Regions from separate parts of the Homo sapiens genome. Here all the other regions are linked to region 1. A link is a contact called in ENCODE Hi-C or POLR2A ChIA-PET data. All regions are on one chromosome and are shown on one strand. The core of a region is the stretch at or near the end of the contact, and the rest is flanking DNA. Distances in the headings are between cores, read along the strand shown.

Evidence for each region. A loop is a pair of places that touch in the nucleus more often than their neighbours do. ChIA-PET counts read pairs that join two places held with the same protein, here RNA polymerase II (POLR2A). Pooled maps may share reads with other maps.
Region 2: a map of CD8-positive, alpha-beta T cell shows a loop between it and region 1 (2.8-fold over the local background). The contact joins the promoter of GNG2 here to the promoter of NIN in region 1. A Hi-C loop is called at or near these places in 1 of 168 maps with a recorded cell type or tissue (CD8-positive, alpha-beta T cell), 13 of 37 single-sample maps with no recorded cell type and 10 of 50 pooled maps. POLR2A ChIA-PET finds 5 or more read pairs at or near these places in 2 of 52 experiments (BJ and activated CD4-positive, alpha-beta memory T cell).
Region 3: a loop to region 1 is called in a pooled map, with 4 times the contacts of the local background. The contact joins the promoter of STYX here to the promoter of NIN in region 1. A Hi-C loop is called at or near these places in 1 of 37 single-sample maps with no recorded cell type and 5 of 50 pooled maps. POLR2A ChIA-PET finds 5 or more read pairs at or near these places in 1 of 52 experiments (activated CD4-positive, alpha-beta T cell).

What each region holds. Positions count from the first base shown.
Region 1 is chr14:50,829,668-50,833,278 of GRCh38, reverse strand. It overlaps NIN (ninein), which reads left to right and starts at 2,117. Exons shown (of 31, transcript NM_020921.4): 1 at 2,117-2,273; 2 at 2,762-2,815. RefSeq lists silencers at 1,776-2,225, 2,276-2,555, 2,626-2,675, 2,696-2,815 and an enhancer at 3,386-3,435.
Region 2 is chr14:51,858,792-51,862,374 of GRCh38, reverse strand. It overlaps GNG2 (G protein subunit gamma 2), which reads right to left and starts at 1,763. Exons shown (of 4, transcript NM_053064.5): 1 at 1,585-1,763. RefSeq lists enhancers at 1,647-1,856, 1,643-2,144 and a silencer at 2,197-2,276.
Region 3 is chr14:52,728,416-52,732,225 of GRCh38, reverse strand. STYX (serine/threonine/tyrosine interacting protein) reads right to left here and starts at 2,060. Exons shown (of 11, transcript NM_145251.4): 1 at 1,695-2,060. The coding sequence starts at 1,751. It overlaps PSMC6 (proteasome 26S subunit, ATPase 6), which reads right to left. Exons shown (of 14, transcript NM_002806.5): 14 at 3,636-3,810. RefSeq lists silencers at 1,766-1,845, 1,916-2,375.

The sequences.
Region 1 (3,611 bases), core at 868-3,367:
GAAGTCTCTGCTTTTTTTTCCCATGACTCCAGTTTGGACTAAGACTAACCATGTGCTCAGTGCAAACCAAACTGCAGGCCCATTGTGTTAAATAAATCATCTTTCTTGGTAGAGTTGCTCTTGCCAACCCACACCACGCGGTAACCATGCTCCATGCTTTCCCTCCTTTGTAGCAAGGCTGGAGGTGATCCCAGTTCCCAGTCCCAGGGCTAACTCCACCCCACTTACTCCTCTCAAGAAAGCGCATCTTGTGTTTTTCAAATTACACAACCCCCAGCAATTCTGATCTTCCTGCACAGGGAGTGAATGCCACTTCCAATATCCCCTGACCCCCAGGAATCACTGTTTTAAACTAATGATCAATATCATCCTTAAGGATTCTTGCAGGTTAAAAAGCGATGCTTGGAGAGGTAACCAGTAGGATGAGGCTTCCATGGCAGAGATTAGGTGAAACAAGAAAGACACCTCTTCATTCTTACCTTCCAAGACTGTTGGCTGTTTTAGTGCCCAGTGAGCATTATTGTCTGTCTTACAAGATGACCTCTATGTAAGTATTCTGGTAACAGGTTAGCTATCCTCTTAATGAACTGCGTGTGTGTGTGTGTGTGTTGTATCATATTACTGGATGACTGAACAACCATGCATACAGTGTATGAGTGTGTGTTTGTGTGTGTATGTGTACTTATTCAAGACTGTTTAAAAAGGAGAGAGGAGCATAAATCTCTCTTATTCTGCAGGCACGCTTATATACCGTGTTGAAAGAAGAGAGCCTGGGCTTTTGAATAAGACTGAGATGTTTAAAATTTTTAAAAAAATTTTTTGAGGTAACTGTAAATTCGCTTGAAGTTGTAAGGAATAATAGAGAGATTCCCTATAGACGCTTCACTTAATTTTTCTCAATGGTAACATTTTGCATAACTGTAGAACAATATTACAATCAGTAAATGGACATTAGTGTAGTCCAAATGTCTTATTCAAATTTCATGAGTTTCACGTGCTCTCATTTGTGAGTGTATATTCAGTTCTATGCAATTTTGCCACATATGTGATCTGCTTTTGAATCTCAGTTCTGTGGAGTTCCTGCTGTGTGATCCTGAGGAAGCTCTTTGACTTCTGGGAGATCCATTTTCCTCATCTGCAAAATAATGTCTGCCTCCTAAGAGTGATGTGAGAATTAGATAAGATAATTTCTGTCGAGTTTCTAGCGCACTGGATTCTCAAGGAATGCTGGTTTCCTCTTGTCTGTTGCTTGCTTTCTCGGTAGAAAAGGAATCACCAGTTTCCTGCTAAAATAACCAGACTTGTGGGTTGTAATCCATCAGGCGGATCCTTCAAGGGCAACACATTTAACCCTGCAGCTCAAAAAGAACCATGGCCTGGACTTGGGATCCTATTTGACTGCAATGAGATCAGAAGTGTAGGGATGGGGGAGTGAGAACGCAGACTCTGGGGTAGTAGGTAGGAGGCGATTAATATCGAGCAACTGTTGGGCTGGGAACCACCAACTCCAAGGAGTTTTCGTCCTGTGTGGCTTGCGACCGAGGGTTAGCTTCACCCGGAGAAGGCTGCACAGGGGCGGGAGCCTGTGAGGACGTGGTGGGCAGGTGCGGAAGCCAGTGTAGACCCGGCAGGAGGGTCGCGCTCGCTCTACAGGGTTCCGAGTCACTTCTACAGCCCTTCTGCCTCCTGAACACCCTTTCCAATGTTGATGGCCAATCGACACCCGAGGGCTGGGAAATCACCCCCTTAAAGTCCCGCTTGCTGAAGGCGGGGGCCCTTCCTCTGCGCGAAGACGCTGCGGCCCGAGTGTCCGCGGTGCGGGTGAGTGTAGGCGTGTTGGGAAAGAAAGGGAGGCGGACAGGCAAGGGGCGAGGGTGGCAGCGCCAGCCCCAGCTCGGTGGCGACCTCGGGGCGCCAGCCTCCTACACCCGCACCCGGAGCCCCGGCGTTTCTAACTTCAGATCTCGGAGGCGGGCGCTCGGAGCGGGAGGGCGCGTCTGCGAGGGCTCAGGCGGCGCCGCCCGCTCCTCCCTCCGCTGCCTGAGCCGCGCGGGCCGCAGAGGAGGAGCCGCGCCGGGGCCGGCGTCGCCCTGACTCCTCCTCCCCGCGCGGGCCCGGCCCTTCCTCCCCGGCGTCCAGAGCTCCGGGTGGCCGCGGCCGAGCCGGGAGCCGAGCGCGCTGGGCGCGGCCGTCCCGCTGCCGCCGCCAAGCCCGGAGTGCGCCAGCGGCCATGGTTCCCGCGGCGGCGCCGGGCGCCTGAGCCCCGGGACGCAGTAAGTGGCGCAACCCCGGGGACCCGGACCCACGGCCTGGGGGTGCACGGAGGCCTCGCGCTGCCCCCGCGCCGTCGGCGAGGCCCTGAGAGCCCGGAGCGAACTGGGCACCGGATCACTCGGGGGCTTCCCATTTGGGGTCCGGGGCCAGCGGGGCGCAATCCCTGCGGGCCGGGAGGAAGCAGCGGCCGGGCGGGAGGACGAGGCGGGGACGGGGCTGCTTCGGAGGCGGGAGGAGGGGCCGGTCCCGGAGGCGCGGGCTGCGCGGGCGGGGGCGGGCCGGCGGGGGCGGGGAGGATGCGCGCTGCAGCCCGCGGCCCCCGAGAGCCGCGCTTTTGTAAGAGCTGGCCCCTTACATATGGAAATGACGCTCACGCGGGTCCCCATTCGCGTCCTTTTGAAGGACGCCCGCCCGGAACCGCTGCGCCGGCTGCGAAGTATTGTCCCGTTTCTCCAGCCCTAACAAAGCGTCCTCCTTCGCTTTGCAGAGCGCTGGAGGCGGGCTGCCGGCTGTGCGGGCGCTCCGGAGAGACCGACAGAAGGTAGGCGAGGGCGGCGGGGCCGGGGGAGCGCGCTGCCTGCCCACACAATGGGCTGTCTGAGGTTTCTGGTAGTGGCGATGGGCAGGCGAGTTGAGGACGCATCGCAGGTGGCCAGGGACTTGGGAGGCGCGCTTGTCCTGCGGCCGCACCTCCGCTTCCCCGCGCGGCAGCACCGCTGGGTTTGGGCACTTCCAGTACCCCCGACGCCCCGGCCGCCTGCCCGGAGCTGAAAGCCGCTTCTGTGCTTTGACCGAGAGCAGGCTTGAGTCCCCGAGGGAGCAGAAGGGGTGGTGGTTCCGTTGGCATGTGCCGCCCGTACAGCCTTGTGATTGAGACGCTGCAGAGGAAACTGCATGGGGAAATCCGAGGTGTTAGCCTGGGCTGTCTGAGTAGCGGAGAGCTGCTTGGAGCCCGGAAAGTGGAGATTTTTGGAGGTGTGCGGGGTCGATGCGCGTAAACAGTTTCCCAGTATAATGCCCAGGAGAAGGGGAAAGAACAAAATGACATTTGGTTATTGCCTAAAAGGTGTGGCATGGAGGTATGGAGTGTCGGGGAAGGAAGCTTCCAGCGGCTAGGCTTCTGTAGCTACCGAAGCGGCCCCTGACAGAAGGACACTAGGTGATGGGAACAGTCACTGCTTCCAGCTCTCGCTGCGAAGTTAAAAGAGATAGAGACGGAAAGAGGCAATTTCCCTAACCCCAGCCCTGACAACCCGAGGTGAAGGCACCAACAAAATGGGAGCTGGAAAGACTGCCCTACCATATATCATGTTTCCAGACAACTTGGATATTATGAG
Region 2 (3,583 bases), core at 514-3,013, 1.0 Mb before region 1:
TAGGAAGTGGAACTGCAAAATCCATGTCACGACTTGTTTTGCCCACAAGTTTGATTAAATTCAGTGAATCCTTCAAGGAGTTCCATGGTTTCAATACTAGCAGTACTTTGTCTCTTAGGCATGGTGCAGGTTTACTTTAATGAGCAAAAAACCTCTGAGAAATAGACTTTTTTTTTCTTTAGTAGCTATAAAAGCTTCCCATCTCTCAAAATGTGCTGCTACTCCACAGATTTTGAGAAGCCATATCGATTTCATAAAGATAGCATTAAAAATAGCCCTATAGCTCTTAACAAGTGAGAACGATGATAAAGGAGGAGGCATATACATACATACACTCTCAACTAGCATATTTGGTATCTAAGAACCTATGTTTCAAGAATCTGTGAGTGTCAAAATATTGACTTTTTTTAAATTTTTACTCCACTATAAGCAGTTTTTTCTCTTTCTTTTGAAAAATTATCTCCTTTCATTATAGAAACTCTAGAAGAAAAACCCTTTTATCAATGACTACTTACTGCTTAACTGTACTTTCTGTTGAAGATTAAAAAAGCTTAATTCTTTAAATCGTGCTGCATGAGGGTATTAAACTCCCTAATATATCCTGTCAGAGGAATCTCACAATCTCAGTTCTCATCTGCTAGACCTATTTAGTGTACTTTTACATATCATTCATAAATATGAACAAGTCATAGACCCAGGCTCTCATTAAGAACATCCTTTGCTCAAGAAAATCAAAGAATAAAAATCATGTTCTGGTTTTACTACTTCAGTCTATCTACCAGATATTCGCGTAAGGAAACAACCCAGCTGCACTTTTTTATTTTGTCCCTCACCGAGGCTAACATGCACCTTGACCTAGAGGTGAATAAAATGCATATAAACATAAAATCCATGCATATGCTAGTATCTGATTCTGGACAAGTTACTGGCCTTAAACCCGCCACGCTCCTTTGAACAAGGATGCAACTTTAGGATAAGACCTACTGGCAAATGATAGCTGTGTCTGAGGTTATCCTGAAAGCAGCTGCACAAGCTGAGGGAGGAAGACACTGTTTTTTAATGGTAAATACTGCCCCTCACATACGCAATTCAAGCCTTTGTTGGCAAAATCTAAGTACAAAAGAATTTAACTCCCCCAAAAGCCAAATCACAGCCATTATTTTTGCAAAACAGAAGATATCCCAGTGCAATGTGTAAGAAAGAGAATGCAATTAATATTTTACACCACTCACTCCCCTAAAACAAGGGGACTGCCGGGCTCCGATGACCAGACCACAGCTTCACAGCCCCAGATGGATTTCGACTCAGCCCTGGTTTTCCTCCGAGAGAACTATACAAACAGCTTCTTGTATTTAGCATGTTGGCCTGTTTAGTCATCAAATCTAAGCACTGATGATGAGGTTTTTTTAAATCAAATGTGTCATAAATGTGGTTATTCTCAAAGACCCTTCCAAAAGAATCTAATCATTTCCCCTAGTCCTGAAGCGATGTCTCTATCATCCCTTAGAAATCGGACCTTAAAACCACAAGCGACGGTCGTTTTTCTCAATTAAAAACGAGCAACATGGAAAACGTTTCATTTACCTTAGCTCCCGAGGCTTGGTCCGAGGAGCGTGGTTTTCCCCTCTCCGGAGCTGATCTGTGCAGGCGAGCTCCGGCGCAGCCCAGCCCAGCCCAGCCCAGCCCAGCAGTAGTAGGAGTTGCCCACGGAGCGCGGCGGCAGCGTTGTGAGTATGTGTAGCAGCGGCTGCAGCCCAGGGACTAGTCCCCACCCAGCTTTGTCTTCAATCAACGTTCTTTCTACAGGAAGCAGCGCATCTCCCACTTCCTCCTCTTCTTGGTAGCTGTTAGCGGCTTGCTTCTTTTCCCTCTCATTTCCATTTCAGGGCTTACTCTGGTGGTTTTGTCTGCTCCTGGGCTGCTGACAGTGATTTGACTTTAATCCCCCTTCTCCCTTTGTTCAAGTCCCTCTGGTGCTGTCTGTTCCTTCCTTCCCCTTTTCTCATCCCCCCACGGTCACCTCCACGACAGCTTCCACACACTGCTCAGTCGGCCCCCTTCCTGGCACACTGCCTGCTTTTTTAGCCTGAACCTGGCTTGTTGCTATTGTTGTTCTTGCTGTTGTTGTTTCTACTGCTGCTGCTGTTTTTTTTTGGGTCAACATCCCCTGGCCAGGTTCTGGCCCCCGAGATCCCACACCAGCCTCCACTGTTCCTCCTGATTTACTGTGGTCCCCATCAAGCCAGCTAGCTGGGAGCTTGCAGCTTGCAGCTTGCAGCTTCTCACTGCAGCATTTTTCTCTGTGGCCAACATTTCAGAGGCTTCATTTCTCCAAGGTCCCACTACCACTGAGATCTTACTTAACCCACATGCTCAGAAAAGAATGGCCCTGATAAGTATTCTTATGGGGCACGGGAACTAAACCAAGTTGGCAATGCTACCTATAGGCCTAATAGTGAGGACTATTCCCAAAAGATTCTCATAGATGGGAAGGAATGAGGTGGTGCTGAATGCTGCACATTCCCAACAGAGAAACTGAATACTCCTCTCCCCATTCCACACACACTAGTAGGGCTGAAGGACCCTCATGATCCTCCAGTCCCTTCCCTTCATCTTAGGAGGTAATATCGTAGAACCCACCAGGGTAGAGCCTGCAAGCTGTCTCTGTCTGCCAGAATTTCAATCCAAATTGCCATTAATGACTGTATGAACTTGGGCAAATTATTTAACATCTATGTGCCTCAGTTTCCTCATCTGCAAAACATAGTTGATGATAGTCATGCTCTACATTGGAAATATGAGGATTAAATGAGATGGTATACAAGGTGCTAATAATAGTTCTGGGGATATAGGACGTATTCGGCACATATTAACTCTTATTATTTTTAGAGGATGTTGGGCCTCACATTCAGCAAGTGATTTCGCCAGTCAGCAGCCGAACCCTCACCAGTACTTGGTTTTCCAATTCCTCACTATTAGTATGTTCACAATTGAGCCCAGATGCTTTAATAACAATTTATTCAACGTGTGAGTCATTCTCCCCCTAGTACTAACACAAGGTACTTTGGGGAAGCTACAGATTAAACATGAGATGGGGGAAGGGGAATCCTGTTCTAGTGTCCAGGCAACATTATGGAGTTAAAAACAAAAACAACAACAACAAAAAACACCTCTTCTCAGGAATCAGTGCCTGGAAAGCTAATCTTGCCAGGAAACAGTTAATTCCCCAACTCCTCCTTTTTAATCCAGTTTTGCCTTAATCCTCCAGCAAGTAAACTAACAGGAAATGTTAGAAATCTAGGACTGATGGAGAATAACTCTCCAGTTGAGCCTTCCAAACACATCGTGAGGACCACAGCACGTTAACCTAGAAGGTACAGAATTTAATTTCTATGAAATGTTCTGAGACAGTCCCAAAACACCCTTTGTTTTGATTTGAACAGTTTGCTTATTTTTTCAAGGAAATCTTTCATCAAAAAGGACCCTGATGTCAACTCACTCACACCTGAAAATTACAAAATGGATTGATTTAAGATTGAAAATGAGCAACTAGCTTTGATCCACCAGCAGATAGAAATGCAGT
Region 3 (3,810 bases), core at 811-3,310, 1.9 Mb before region 1:
GGAGGCTTAGGCAGGAGAACTGTTTGAACCGGGACCCGAGGCAGAGGCTGCGGTGGGCTGAGACAGCGCCACTGCACTCCAGCCTGGGGCAACAAGAGTGAAACTCTGTGTCAAAAAAAAAAAAAAAAAAAAAACCATGAGTATATTCTTGGGCCAGGTGCAGTGGCTCACACCTGTAATCCCAACACTTTCGGAGGACAAGGCGGGAGGATCTTGAGGCCAAGAGTTCGAGACCAGCCTGGAGAAAAAACCCATCGCTACAAAAAAAAAAAAAAAGAAAAATTAGCCCGGCATGGTCCCAGCTACTCCAGAGGCTGAGGTGAAAGGATGGCTTGAGCATGGGAGTTCGAGACTGCAGTGAACCGAGATCACACCACTGCACTACATTTTGCAACAGTGATAGTCACAAACAAAGTCTCTACTCTTAAAACAAATGTAATTGTCAAGCATCAATACCACAAGAGAGCCCTCCAAACAAAAATGTGAACCTAGGCCGGGCGCGGTGGCTCATACCTGCAATTTCAGCACTTTGGGAGGCCGAGTCGGGCGGATCACAAGGTCAGGAGATCGAGACCACCCTGGCCAAAATGGTGAAACCCGTCTCCCCTAAAAACACAAAAATTAGCTGGGCGTGGTGGTGCGCGCCTGTAGTTCCAGCTACTCAGGAGGCTGAGGCAGGAGAATCGCTTGAACCCGGAAGGCGGAGGTTGCAGTGAGCCGAGATCGCGCCACATTGCACTCCAGCCTGGCGACAGAGCAAGACTCCGTCTCAAAAAAAAAAAAAAAAAAAAAGTGAACCTCCAATGAAGATATTCAATAGAATAAATATTCGGAATAAATTGAATGGTCTCCTAAAAATAGGGCTTTATTTTTCCCAACTACTTTAAAGGTATTTTTAACTAGCGATGTTAGATTTTCTTTCTTAATCCTACTAAAGTATAGCTGAGTATCTTCGTCTTGTTAATTTAGCCTCCAGAAAATTCTAATTTAGTAGTCTGCAATGCCGTAAAATGTTAAACTAGCAACAGATGAAAAAAAATCCGAGTAGAAACAGCAGGCAGGGATCTAAGGTGGAGTAAAAATAGCCACAAATTAGAAACCAGGAGAAAAGGTATATAGTATTTTACTTTCAATATTAATTTTCCTCCAAAGGTCAAGATTTCTGATTAAGAGTTCTCAGATTAAGATGAGCTAGCTTTGAGACACTTTGTTGTGCGGGTCATAGCTTTGTCTAAAAACAAACAAAAAACTTTGGGAAACTTTTCGAAGGCGCGCTTCCAAACTTCAGGCGCCGAGTCTATTTCACATGTGGGGCCATGTGTCCCACAAGTGAATCGTTTACACCACAGATATTCCTCAAAAGGAGACTAAACCAACTTCGCTCTCTTGTTACTTTGACAATAAAAGAGGAACCTTACTCCAGGTCAGTCCTGGATGCCAAGCCTAGGGACTAAGGGATTGCTTTTCCTCTTCTCAAATGTAAGTACACCAGACGCTGCCCCTCCGCGGGGTCTGGAGAGGACGAGCAACTCAGTGGGGATTGGAGCCGACCGCTCGGCTTCAGAGGTCCCGGGACGCCCTTAGGAGGCAGGGCGCCCGTACAGGTGGCGGCTAAGACGGTTGGGGACTGGGGTCGCCCCTCGGCCGGAGCCACAGGGAGAGGCCTGTGCGTGGCAGCCACGGGAGCGACTCACCTCGGCGTCTTCCTTGCACTGTGGAAGGGAAGGGAACTCCAGCTTCACGTCCTCCATGGTGCTGGCCCGCGGGCTGGTGGGTGGGGTGGGAGAGTGTTACACAGCCGGCCGACCCTCGGGCTGGCTGCGGCGGCGGAAGGAAGGAGGGCCGGCGGAGCGGAGGGCTGACAGGAGGGCGGCGGGATTACAACTAACACACGCAGACTACAGGGTCCCAGTGACTCCAGCAGCGGCGGCGGCGAAGACAGGGAAGAGGAGGGTCGGGCGTCTTACACCCGGCCGCCATGCCGCTGCCGTCTCCCTCCCCCAGAGTCTCCGTACCCCTCAGGCCGCCCAGGATCCAGCACAGGAACCAGCCCGACAACCGTCTCCCCGCCTCCTTCCCGCCCCCTCCACCCGCGTCGCCTCAGCCAATCCCAGCCCACGCTCGCCTTCTGCCCGCCCTCCGCCGCCGCCAGGTGTCAGCGCGCCACCGCCCTGCTCCGCCCCTTCGCTAGAGCGCAGACGCTTGGGGGTGGGGGGGGCGGAGCCTCGGATGCTGCTAGGCCACAGCTCACCCGGCGTGGAGGAGGCGGGGCTGCGGTGGGACAGGACGAGTGAAGGTCCTGGGAAAGGCAGTGGGGCGGTCCGAGCCAGCTCCGCCCTTTCCAGACAGGACGTAGAGCCCTTCTTTAACATAAGAACAAACAGGCAAAACAGGCTACCCACCAGTGGCATCCGAAAGGAAAGCTATAGTTTCTCCCCTCTCAAAATTCTGCGCAATCTATGCTGAGTTTATAACCAAATGACTAATAAATGAAGAGTTCAATTTAAAATCACGTGGTGCCATACAGAAAATAAAATACCCATCACCTTTAAGCAAAGAATTAAACGGCTCAATTTAAAATTTTTTAAAGTATTTTAAGAGTACTTGAAAATACAACTCAGTTTAGATTACCTAGAAAATATCAAGAATGGCAACTAGAAAAAAATCAGAAAAAGGAACTGATAGCTGACTCAGTAAATTGTATATAATACTGTAAAATTTCTTCCATTATTATATTTTGAAATAAAAATAATAAACCAGATGGCTTTCAATATCTTTTAAAAGGAGTTTGCCAGCCTGAGCAAAATAGTAAGACCCCCCTCTCTAAAAAACAATTTTAAAATTCCCTGGGTGTGGTGGCGTTATGCCTGTAAACCCATGGTGAAAAGATTTGGGCCGGGCGCGGAGGCTCACGCCTGTAATCCCAGCACTTTGGGCGGCTGAGGCGTGTGGATCACCTGAGGTCGGGAGTTTGAGACCAGCCTGACCAACATGGAGAAACCCCGTCTCTACTAAAAATACAAAAATTAGCTGGGTGTGGTGGCGCATGCCAGTAATCGCAGCTACTTAGAAGGCTGAGGCAGGAGAACCGCTTAAATCCGGGAGGCGGAGGTTGCAATGAGCTGAGATAGTGCAATGGCACTACAGCCTGGGCAACAAGAGCGAAACTCCATCTCAAAAAAAATCAAAAATAAAAAAAGAAAGAAAGGATTTGTACACCAAATTGATTCTTTAAAAAACCACCGCCAGCACAAAGGTAAAAGGCAAGATAGTCACTCCTTAACTAAATGCAAATTATAAGTGAAAAGATCACATAGATATTTGACTTAAACCTCCCCCTACATTCTACTTTTTGTCACATAAAATGCACTGCCAACACATAGAAATAGAACTGTACAATAATTTGAGTATGAGATGGCTAACTTGACCACTCCATTTTCTATTTTAACTGTTCATCTTCTAAAATTATAAAAAGGCACATAATATCCTGCTAGGAAGTTTTTAATTTGAAGAATTATTGTATAATTAGCTAGGTCATGTATTTTTGGTTCTTTAGTGTTTATGAAACTGAAGTTGTCTTTTCTTTTCACCAGCATCTTTAATAATTATTGATGCCCAATGATGATTCCTTTGTGTACTTTGTTATAGCTTTTATTGCCAGATGATATAAGAATCATGTATAGGTAACAGAAATCATGTTTTGAACATTTCTGACACTCCTACATCCCCTACATCATACACTCTTAGCCAGGTATCCATACATACCTAAAGAGTCCTTGGATGAGCTTGGGAAACAATAAATTTCCTGAA